Regions from separate parts of the Homo sapiens genome. Here region 2 is linked to region 1. The links are chromatin contacts, found by Hi-C in ENCODE. All regions are on one chromosome and are shown on one strand. The core of a region is the stretch at or near the end of the contact, and the rest is flanking DNA. Distances in the headings are between cores, read along the strand shown. Region 1 has its middle 320 kb from the start of LINC02578. Region 2 has its middle 320 kb from the start of BRINP1.

Region 1 (5,929 bases), core at 48-2,547:
GCCACTACGCCCGGCTAATTTTTTGTATTTTTAGTAGAGACGGGGTTTCACCGTTTTAGCCGGGACCATAGCTGTTTTTATGCAACATTGGCAGAGTTGAGTAGTTATGACAAAGGTCTTATGGCCCACAACGCCTAGAATATTTATTATCTTGTCCCTTGCAGAAAAATAGTTTGCCAACTTCTGGTTTAGAATACTAGAAGTGTTATTATTGGATAATAATTAAGAATAAGGAATTAAGAGTGAGATAGATACTGTTTCAAATTCAATAAAAATGCTATTAAAATAACAAAAATAACCATGTGTCAACTATGTGATAAGCATTTTACTAATAATTTCAAAAATTTCATTTAATGTGCTAATCACAGCAATTATATAACATAATTATTGTTGTACTCAATTTACAAATTCAGAGATAGTTTACCTGAGTCACACACCAATTAGAATGTAAGAATTCAAACCCAGCTCAATGTGTCTCCAAAGCTCAAGCTTAATTAATTTGGATCAGGAAGGATGAATAGGGAATTTGCCAAGCTGAGGGAGAGCATCTGAGGCAGAGAAAACAGCCCCTGCAAATGTGCTGAGGCATGAATGCATGTTCAAGAAACAGGAAGGAGCATTGGAATGCAGGAGGAGACTAGACTAGGAAGGGCAATGGACTGGGTAATGGAGAGGCTGGAATGCCAGGAGAGAGTTTGTCCTTGCAGTTTCTTTAGCCAGGACTGGCTGGTGTCGATAAGCTACTTAGTGATGGTGGAGAGTATTAAAGCCCTGGGACATGGATTTCTCCCACTTATGAAACTTTTTTTGTTGCATTATGACACTCTCTAGGAGGTCAAAGGTGACTCTTTACGGCATAACCATCCCTAGCTTATTGTTTAGATCTTTATCCTTTATTGGAGAGAACAGTGCCTCATCCTACTCAGGATGCTGCTCGTACATAGTTGCTCAATTCTGAAATTTACTCACAACAATTAAACAGAAAAAATATTAGCCTGCAGGAGATATAATGGAATTGGAGGCCTGGCTCATTTCAGAGATTGCAGATGCTATATTATTTTAAAAGAGGCGCAGGAATGCTGTAGGACACTGACTTCCAGGGCAAGGTCAAGTGCTCTAAAATGTCATAGCTCTGGGCTTCTGTTCACCAACTAGAACAGTCAACATTAGATATGACCAGTTTGCATTTTTCATGCTGTCCAGAAAAGGAGACTGGGGCACCATAAAAGGAATGGCCTTCCCTGGGTCACAGAACTGGTGGAATGCTGGCTTTGTGCCAGGAAGGTTGTGTAATTTGGATTCTACATGGTTCAGAGTAGCGAGTTGCACTGGTCAAATGATCTGAATATGACTGAGGAACCACTTGACTGCCCAGATAAAATCTGCTTCAAGACTTTGGCTGGACAAAGAGAGAATTATATCCTATTCTGAAAATTATGTTTAGTAAAAGGATTGGGCATTTACAACAGAGGGACTTTCAATATTTAGAGATGGAAGGAAAGGCAGATCTCAACTCAAAATATGGAAACACATTCTGTGAATTAGAAATGATAGTGAAATAATTTTAGTCAGATGATATTTGAGAGCTTGCTCATCACTTCTCCTCTCCCACAAAATTTTATGACACAAGGCCCTAAGTATGTATGCATAGGAATCTAAGGAAGTGTAGCTCGAAATGAATTCTAAAGGTACAAAATGGATTTAAAGTCCTGTTTTATGTTAACATCCCATGCAAACTTTGCATTAAATTGAGCAATATGTCTCTTTTTGTTTTAACACAGCTTTTGGAATACTTATTATCCTGTAACATTGATTCTTGGCACACCCCTGGAGGTATAGATGCTGTAATCTGAAAAGGAGCAACTGATATCATGTAATAATTAAGATAATAACATCCCACAGTTGAAATAGGCTCTTGGAATCACCCTTTCTGATTACTGTCCAGTGCAGATATTTGTGTGCAGGGTAATTTAAGGTCATCTGATGTCCCTTGTAATTCCGAGAGTCTATGAGCTCAGACTTCAATGAATCCCTACACCAATATATTCCCAAAAAGCTGATGTTCTCACCTCTTACATATTTCATATATTTTATATTAATAGTACTATACACATACACACACACATATCATGTTTCATAAAAAGACAAAACTTTAGATTATAGGCTTTGAAGTCAGGGAAATCTGGTTTCAAATTGTAATTCCATAGATTTGGTTAGTGCTGTGATTTCGGGTATGTTTCTTAACCCTGCTTGCCTCAGTTTCTTTATGGTAGAGTGGGAATAAAAACACCTTCCTCCCAGAGTTGGTGTATGTATTAAGAGGTAAGGAACAAAAACATTTTACCACAGTGCCTAGAATATACAACCTGTACAGCAAATGAAAGCTGGAGTTTGTGTGTGTGTGGGCAGGGGAGGTGGGTGTGTGAGTGTGTATGTGTCTACATGCATACCCATGCCTGTTTATGTGTGTGCTGTTTCTTATGGTGATGGGTAAAAACCAAATGATACACTTAATAAAAATGTGTGGACTTGAGCAGAGTTGAGTCACAGTTTGGGAATAGAGGGGTTTATGGATTCCAAGCCTAACATGTAAACTGAAAGAACAGTCCACTGAAAACATTTGTTCCTTTACTTCTTGGCTCCAGGAAGCTCCTGACATAAAAAATTCTGGAATTCAGTTCTGTAAAACTGAGAGTCTGAATTTCTTCTATGCTCAGACATATGCACTGCATCCCCAGACACAACAGATGGCCAGCTCTTTGCACACAAACCAGCTTTGTAGAAAGGCACTGGGCATAACAGGGAGGAGAGAATCTCTACACCAACATTACTCTCCTTGAATTGAAGAATACGTCTCTGTTACTTGTCTTCGTTGACGATGAGGAATTAACTGGACTTTTGGGATACCCTCTAAACCAAGAATTACCGGTGGATAGCACTGATGTCATTCAGTTTCTTCATTAAAATGTCTGCTCCCTAGCTCTAAATGTGAGCTTCAGATCAAGAAGACAGAGCTAATTATTTATTTTTCACTGGGAGAAGGATGGTGCCTGCAAGGTAGTGAATTTCAAAAGTCCTTTATCCACTCTAGGCAAAGGGAACTTCAAGTTATTGAGCTTGTGTGTAGTTCAACTCCCAAGAAAAACACTGTCTCTGGGCAGCTCACAGCAGGTACTCAGTCATCAAAGTGCTGGAAAAAATCTGTACTCCACATAAACTTGATGATATACACTAATAGGAGCTGTGTTATATACAGTGAATGTACATAAAAAATACAACTCTATTTATAAAATCTTTTTTCTGCTTTTTTTCCCCCAAGATGTTCCTTTTTCCAAATTGAGCAGATGGGGTCCTGTTTTTTACTTTGGCAGCTCTGAGACCCTTGGGAATTTCAAGGCATTTGCATATATGTGAATCCTTGTTATATACGTGTTTATTACTTAAGTTCAGTTAGTTATGATTGTGCTAATGTCTTCATTACACAAAAATATTCAATAAAACTATTGTTATAAAATTAACCTCTGCCGGCCGGGCGCGGTGGCTCACACCTGTAATCCCAGCACTTTGGGAGGCTGAGGCGTGCGGATCGTGAGATCAGGAGATCGAGACCATCCTGGCTAACACGGTGAAATCCTGTCTCTACTAAAAATATAAAAAATTAGCCGGGCATGGTGGCAGGCACCTGTAGTCGCAGCTACTTGGGAGGCTGAGGCAGGAGAATGGCGTGAACCCGGGAGGCAGAGATTGTAGTGAGCGGAGATCGCGCCATTGCACTCCAGCCTGGGCGACAGAGCGAGACTCCGTCTCAAAACAAAAACCAAAAAAAAAAAAAAAAAAAAATTAACCTCTGCCTAGGCGTCTACTCCATTTCTTCCCATCTGATAAAAAAACTTTTTGTTGTCGTTTAGGCTGTCATGATTTTATAAAATATTTTGAGCACTAGCATCATAATGAGAATACAATGCATTTCACTTGTAAAGTGAAATTGTAGTCCTGTGAAAGCTATACAATATCATGAAGTTGATGAAAGTGATGCTAAGATTTGCTAAAATCACATCCTAAGCCATTCGCAAATAAGGATTTGGCTGAGTTAAACCAATTAACAATTGAAAAAAAGAAAATCAACATGGAAGATGATTAGAAGCTTCAAAAGAGAAATATTTGAATATCAAAAGCTTAGGAGAAGGCTCAGAAGAAAAATGATGAATCTCTCAAATATTTTTACAAAAATTACCTTTTCTCCTAATTATGATATGAAAGTTAAATGCAAAGTGAAGGATTTCATTTCATTTGATCATACAATTTTGTCAGAAAAATTACTGTCAAAAAATCAAGGCCTGGTTCATTTTCTCATCATTTTATGAATTAGCTTTCAGTTAAAATTATTAAATAAATTCTGACTATATAAGTTAAATATATTAATGCATTTTAGTTTCAAATGCCAAACTGAACTTTTTGCATGCTTTTCGCTGGAATTATGTTTCTATGTAAGGTAGACTCACTTTCTAGTGGTTTTGATTTCAGAGAAGCATGCTGCGTGGTAATTAAGGTAGTTAAGACTGTGCACAGAATCTGGAGTCAGGATGCGAGGTTTTGAATTTAAGGTCTCGTACTTATTACACAACATGGGAAGGTTGTTCAACTTCCCTGTTCGACTTCCCCGTGTCTGGTATTCTTTGTCTTGAAGGTTGAATTAATAGCAGTCTTATTTGAGCAGAGGATTGGGAGTAAGGCAGACAGTATTATATTAAAATGCATCTGGACAGCCTTTGCAGTTGAGTGTGTCTGACTTCTCTGACTGTGGGGTCCATGCTTTCTATGAAGGAATGACTGATTTCATTCCTTTTTGCATCCCTCTCTGGAAACAATGTCCTGTTCCTCTTCTCCTAGTTACACCTTTTCTTCTTAGCTTTGTCATCAACTATTTCCCGAGGCCTTTCCTGACCATTTCTAATGCCATACAGATTAGGTGCCCCTTCACTGCAATCCTTATAAAATTAGTGAATATTTCTATACCTTCTCTGGTTCAATCCTTTTTTACTTCCCCAGTTTGCTGAGGGGTATATGTCTTTCTCAGCTATGAGTAAACATATACCACACAGACACTCACTCACACACAGATTTTCATCTCTGTTTTCCTAGTGCTTATCACAGGCCACCCCTAATCATTATCAATGAAAGAATGATTGTCTCAATGGGACAGGCTAGGGCAGCAAACAAACGAACACGAAAAACAACTCTAGAGTGAGAAGCACTGACCAGGTCTCCCTTGAGTTGCCCTGGAACTTTGAACAATTCATTTATTTATAAGCCTCAGTTTCCATGTACTCTAGAGTGAAGGAGCTAGATTAGTTAAATTCTGTGGGCTCATTCAGCTACAATGCCCTACGGTTTGGAGACATCCATAAAACTAAAGTGACAAACCTGAAAGGGGCTATGTTGATTTTTTTTCTCAACCTGTAAAAGGGAGTTGTCTTGAAATAGTGAATGAGGTCTCATTGCTGTGCTCTGTCTTTACCCATTGATGAATAGTTGAGCCCGGCAGTCTCTCAATTTAGATCAATCTGGGTATTCTCTGCTCTATTAGCAGAACTTCAGCTAAGGTAACGGGAGTCATTAATCCTTGCTTGGGGGCTTGTGCCTCTTGTCTGTGTATCCTAGTCATCCCCACCACCAACACCCCACCACTGGTACCCTTTGTTGTGAGCTACTGTCTTCCAGAAAATGTACTAAAAAAATGCTTTTTATACAATATCTCATTTAATCCATGCACAAACTCAGTGAGACTGACACTATTGTCCCTGCTTAATGATTTAGATCATTGAAGCTAGGAGGGATTAGAAAACATCTTGGAGGTTTCCTTGGCAGTAAATTACAAGGAGTCAAACCATCTCTCTAGCTTCAGAGCCCTTGCTTTTTACCACCACAT
Region 2 (5,637 bases), core at 1,561-4,060, 48 kb before region 1:
TCCTCGGCCTCCCAAATTGTATTTTATTTTATTTTAAATAATGCTAGTATAGTCAGAGGCATTTGAACCAGAGCCACTCCATCTTCGATACAGTCTGGTTAAAATGAGGCTGAGAACCACTGGGCCACATTCCCAGAAGGTTAGGCATTCTCAGTCATAGGATGAGATAGGAGGTCGGCACAAGATACAGGTCACAAGACCTTGCTGATAAAGCAGGTTGTGGTAAAGAAACTAGCCAAAACCCACCAAAACCAAGATGATGAAAGTGATCTCTTGTCATCCTCACTTCTCACTGTATGCTAATTATAATACATTAGCTTCCAAAAGACACTCCCACCAGTGCCATGACCATTTACAAATGGCATGGCAACATCAGGAAGTTACTCTATATGGTCTAAAAAGGTGGGGGGGACCCTCAGTTCTGGGAATTGCCCACCCCCTTCCCAGGAAACTCATAAATAATCCACCCCTTGTTTAGCATATAATCAAGAAATAGCTATAAGTCTAATCAGTTGAGCAGCCTGCACCACTGCTGTGCCTCTGGAGTAGCCATTCTTTTGTTTCTTTACTTCACTAATAAACTTGCTTTCACTTTACTCTATAGACTTGCCCCAAATTCTTGCTTGAATGAGATCTAAGAACCCTTTCTTGGGGTCTGGATCGGGACCCCTTTCCGGTAACTGTACTACTGTGCTGCTTCTAGTGATCCTTGATACGTTTGTGATTATTTCTTCAAGGTAAATTCTCAGAAGTAGAATCGCTAGGTCAAAGAGTCTGTGCATTTTCTAAGATTTTGACATGTATTTCCAACTTACCTTCCAGGAACTTTTCTTTATCCACCTAACTAACATATATGACATTTAAAAAATGTTTTGTTTCATTTGCTTGTTGTCATCTCTTATAAATTGTTTCTGTCCTTTACAACTCTTAGGGCTGTGTTATATACCATGAGAAGCCTCAGAGAACAATAAACATGCAAGTAGAAAATTTACCTTTTTTATATTCATAACAGAAGAAAAAAATTCTTACAATATTGTATGAGAAGATAAAAAAGGGTGACTTGAAACAGAGTAATAATTTTGAAATCTACAGTGGGCTCTTATATAGGAGAAGGCTATAAAATATTCTGCCAAAATGCTAAAATTGGAGAAGAAAGAAAAGTGGATATGGAATTTAGTTATCAAAAATGGCTTTCTGGTTATAAAGAATTTGCTCATTCAAAAAGTTTGCTGAATATATTAAAGAACCTCTTTTTTGAGGTGTTTTTTTTTCAGTTCCCCAGAAGTCTAGGTTTTTTCCTGTTTGGGACATTAGAAGCTATATTCCACTTAAACACAGAGAAAAGGATGGCTTGAGTTGTTGGATCAGGTCTGTGTCAAATTTCCTGTGTGAGATTGGGCTACCTGCTTGCCTGTTCTGGGCCTCAGTTTACCCATTTCTAAGATGAAACACATGGCTTGTCTGGTCCTGCTCACTTGCCCCATCAGCTCCCTTGCTCTATGTATAGTGGCTGTCTTTATCTTCCTAAAACTTGTCAGCCTTATTTATAGCTTAGGACCCAGGGTGCTCACCCCAATCCAACTGGTTTGACTCATTTTCACTGTCTTTCAGTTCTCTTTCTCTGAGAGACCCTTTGGTATATTATTTCTTCATCCTAATTCCTAACCATTAAGCATCTTGCCCTTTTTCTTAGCATGATCCACATTGAAATTAAATAATTATTTATGATTTAAAAAATTGACCACTTTTACTGCATTCTAAGCTCTGTGAGACAACAACCACATGGTCATTTCCCTTATTGTCTTCAAGCAGCTGCTCCTATGTCCAGTATGAGCTAGATTCTCAATGTTGCTGAGGGAAAGAATAAATAAATGAACGAATGAATGGGCTGATTCACATCATTTTAACACCTGAACTATCCCTTGAGTCCATGCCATGACCGCTAAAGGCTAGTCCTAGTGGCTCTTACACTTAGGACACAAGATTTCCAGTAAAGAATATTTTTCTCAACTTCCCCTTTGCAATTCACCAAAACTTGTAAACAAACTTCTGGCCAGCAAACCCCAGGCAAGTAAAATATTACTAAACTCCTTCAAAGGGACTTAGCTGCTGGTGGTTGACACATCCTCTCAGGAATGGAGCAAGAGGCTCTCTCTAGTCCTGTGGGGCTGCAGGAAGAGGAAAGGTGGGAAAAAGCAAGACTAACTTCTGCAAAGTTAGGGCTGGTATACAAACACACAGACAGACACACACTCACACAGGTGACCATTGAGTGATTTTTCTTTCTTAAACAGTAGCAGAAATATAGTGAAAGACAGGGATGCACACATTCTTTGGGCGATTTATGGAAGCATGAACAGTGTCCCCCAACCTAGCATAAGATGTAAGGAAGCAAGAGCCATAGTGATTTCAAGAGTTGCCCCACTTGCTGTCTTAGGTGAAGGGCTGCTGTAGCTCACTTCAAGTGGAGGATGGGTTAGCCTGCCTTACGACTGCCCTACTTCAATCTAAACTCCTAGGGGGGTTATTCTAAAGACTCCAGCAAGGCAGCATAATAATTCCTCTGCATTGCTGCTGCTCCTTCCTCCGCTGCGCAGGATGCAAGCAGGGTTCTGTCTCTGCTTGTCCCTGCTCCTCTAGTAGTTCACTTTTCAAATGGCGGAGGTTAGTTGGAAGATAGAAAAGTTCACCTAGCCATTTTTTCCCCTCCCTGTCCCGCTTTCTCACCCTTCCTGGCTCTTTGGAATGCAGCCAGGTTTGAGAAACAGCAGTACGCAGAATTGAGGTGCTGCCAGGTGCCCCGAGGCTTCCGTAAACTGGGTTCTGGGCCTCTGGCAAATCGCCCTCAAGCAGCTAAACTTAGATCATCATAACTTCTCTATGAGTTCACCCTTCCCTCCCCTGCTCCAATTTTATTCCCCCACTAAAAGACAGTTTTAAAGTGCCCTCCTTCACTGTCCAACTTTATGCATCATCTAATACTTCTTTTCTCAATGTCATGTGGACCTCCTGTGATTTACCCCATTTCCTTGCTTAAAATACTGTGATGTTGGCTCATGGACTATAGACTAAAGCCCACACAATTTAATATGGTAAGCCCTGTTTCCTACTTTCTTTATTTACTTTTCTAGCCTCACCTTCTGTCCTCGTCTTTTCATTTAGAATGTCTTGCAGTTCTTGAAATGTATCATATTATTTATTCTTTTCAGATACTTGTGCAGTCTCATTTGCTGGTAATGCCCTGTACTCCCTCCGTCCACAGCTTTTATGTGGCCCACTCCACCTGTTCTTCAGGTCTTATTATGGGCCTTGCTTTTTCATTGACCCCTATTCACAGCAAGAATAATTGTCCATGGTCTATCTCCCAAGTCCATCATACATGTTCATGAGGGCAGGGGCCATGTCTATCCTTTACACTGTTGTCTGTTGAGTATAGTTCTTATGGCAAAGAATGCTAATTGTTCACCAATATCTATTCTCCCCTTATTTAGCAGTGTATATGGACATCCTAAATTTTAGCAGTGTATATGGTCACCCAATTACAGACTATATATTCTAGCTACTCTTGTAGCTTGTTACTGTCAAATGATTAAATAGTAGTCATTAGAATGTAAGTAGAAATAATGCATATCATATAAAATAAATAGTTGCATACCACCTTGACTTTTAACACTTCCTTGATGGCCAGAAAGGGATGAGAGCTGAAAAGTCACTTTAGACCCAGAGATTATATTATGCATAGTTTATATGTAAATATAAATTATATGTACATATGTACACATGTAGATATCATATACACACAGGTATCTGATATAATACATATATATTTAGAGAGAGAGAGAGAGACGGGGAGAGATGAAATAATAGTAAACTTTTATTATATTCTAGTTATCAAGATATCAAAGTGATAGGCATTGCTCTAGGGACTTTACATGCATTAATTCATTGAATCCTTACAAACATTTTATGAATAGGTACTATTAATATCCTCATTTTACAAATGGGGACATTGAGGGCCAGAGAGGGAAGTGACTCACCTGAAGTTAAATACAGGTGTGATACTTTAAACCCACATAGTCTGATTCAGAGCCTAAATTCTTAATCATTGTGCCACACTGTCTTCTGAAGAACAAAAATCACCAAAAACATAGAATGTCAGAGTCAAAATAACATTAGAAAATACCTAGTCCAATTTCTTCATTTTACAGATGAGGAAACCGAGCCCTAGTGAGAAGAAATGATTTCTTCATAGTGACACAACTAGAAAGAGATTTTTTATTTCCCAGAACAATAATTAATTCCAGGGGTAGCATTTCCATCAGTTGCACATTGAAAATAAGCAAGGAAAGAGTGCCATGACAGGAGGAGTGATGCATGCCAGGGGTAGAGAGGAATGAATGGCAGAAGGCACATATGCTACATTGGATATTTGGTCCCAAATCTTCACTTCTCTGTTACAGAATTATACATTTGTACCTTTCATCACACCTTTCATCATACAAGTTTATGGTGCTCTCCTACTGTGTACAAGAGTACTGTCCTATGCTATAGATAGTGAGCTTGGTTATGTAATCTGTTTTGGTCAATGGAGTGTTAGCAGACATGCTTTGAGAAAAGGTAAAAATGTGCTTCTGTATGCTGACTTGTTCACTTGCACTCCTTTGATTTACCCTGAGAAACACATGCCTCACAATTCTGATTCAAGGAGAGGACAGAGGTACATGGAGTAGACCAAAATGGAACCTGAATCCTGGGAATGAATCCACTGGACCTGGACACTAAAACAAAGCTTCCAGAGCCACCCACAAACCCACAGGCAAGAAAAAGAAATTCTTGTTGTCATCAGCCACTGAGATTTGGGGTGGTTCATTATTACATCATTATTATGGCAATAGCTAACTAATGCAGTATGATTCATCTTTGCCATCTGTGCCTAAACACTACACCATTTTATAACCATTGCACATTCTCTTGATATCAGTTTACTTGCTAGAGCTTCCAGAATTTTGAAACTTTTGAAAGAAGATGAGTATTATCCAATGTGCTTTTATAAACTTGTAAAAATTTGGAGGGATGTGGAAAGTAGAGACTGGGAGAAGTTTTGAACACCTTCTCCTTTAGAGAGCATGGAAACTCTTTTAAAGGCCATGGGACAAATAGCTGTTATCCTATGGGATTTCCAAATATGGAATATAAGGAACATAATAGTGCAGCCTATAGAGGAAGCAGCATGGAAAACTCACGTGTTCTTTAAGATCATTCATGTAATAATCTGGTTGAATACACCATTGCTAATTCTTATCACTCTTTATGTACTTTGTTCACTGTGATGTAATTTTTGTGTTCAAGGCTGTCTCCATGACTAGCAAGTCAACTAGGTAAGGGCTTAGACTTATTTCTTTGAAATAAAGGTTAAAATCTTGGTAGTATCAGATGATGTTAGGGTCAGAAATCTCAGAATCCCTGATCTCTGTTGTGCTAATCACTGCTGCTTCTATGGGATCCCAAGGAGCTAGTAAATAAACAAGTCATAACACAACAGGATTAATAATTACCTAAGCACCTGATACTGCAGCACAGCACTCTAGGTAAAGACTGGGCTGGTGCACATGACTTTCGTTTAAGGTCTAAACAGGG

What was found. A loop is a pair of places that touch in the nucleus more often than their neighbours do. Pooled maps may share reads with other maps.
Region 2: a loop to region 1 is called in a map of cardiac septum, with 15 times the contacts of the local background. The contact joins two enhancer-like sites. A Hi-C loop is called at or near these places in 4 of 168 maps with a recorded cell type or tissue (cardiac septum, gastrocnemius medialis, heart right ventricle and 1 more) and 3 of 50 pooled maps.

The regions. Positions count from the first base shown.
Region 1 is chr9:119,000,104-119,006,032 of GRCh38, reverse strand. No RefSeq gene overlaps it. Among named protein-coding and RNA genes, the nearest start is that of LINC02578, 320 kb to the right of the region's middle. Within about 2 kb of position 1,297, at least 12 of the 41 ENCODE cell types and tissues checked have a DNase peak (open chromatin) inside an H3K27ac peak, as active enhancers do; they include gastrocnemius medialis, heart right ventricle and psoas muscle, where a contact is called at or near this core.
Region 2 is chr9:119,049,729-119,055,365 of GRCh38, reverse strand. No RefSeq gene overlaps it. Among named protein-coding and RNA genes, the nearest start is that of BRINP1, 320 kb to the left of the region's middle. Within about 2 kb of position 2,810, at least 8 of the 41 ENCODE cell types and tissues checked have a DNase peak (open chromatin) inside an H3K27ac peak, as active enhancers do; they include gastrocnemius medialis, heart right ventricle and psoas muscle, where a contact is called at or near this core.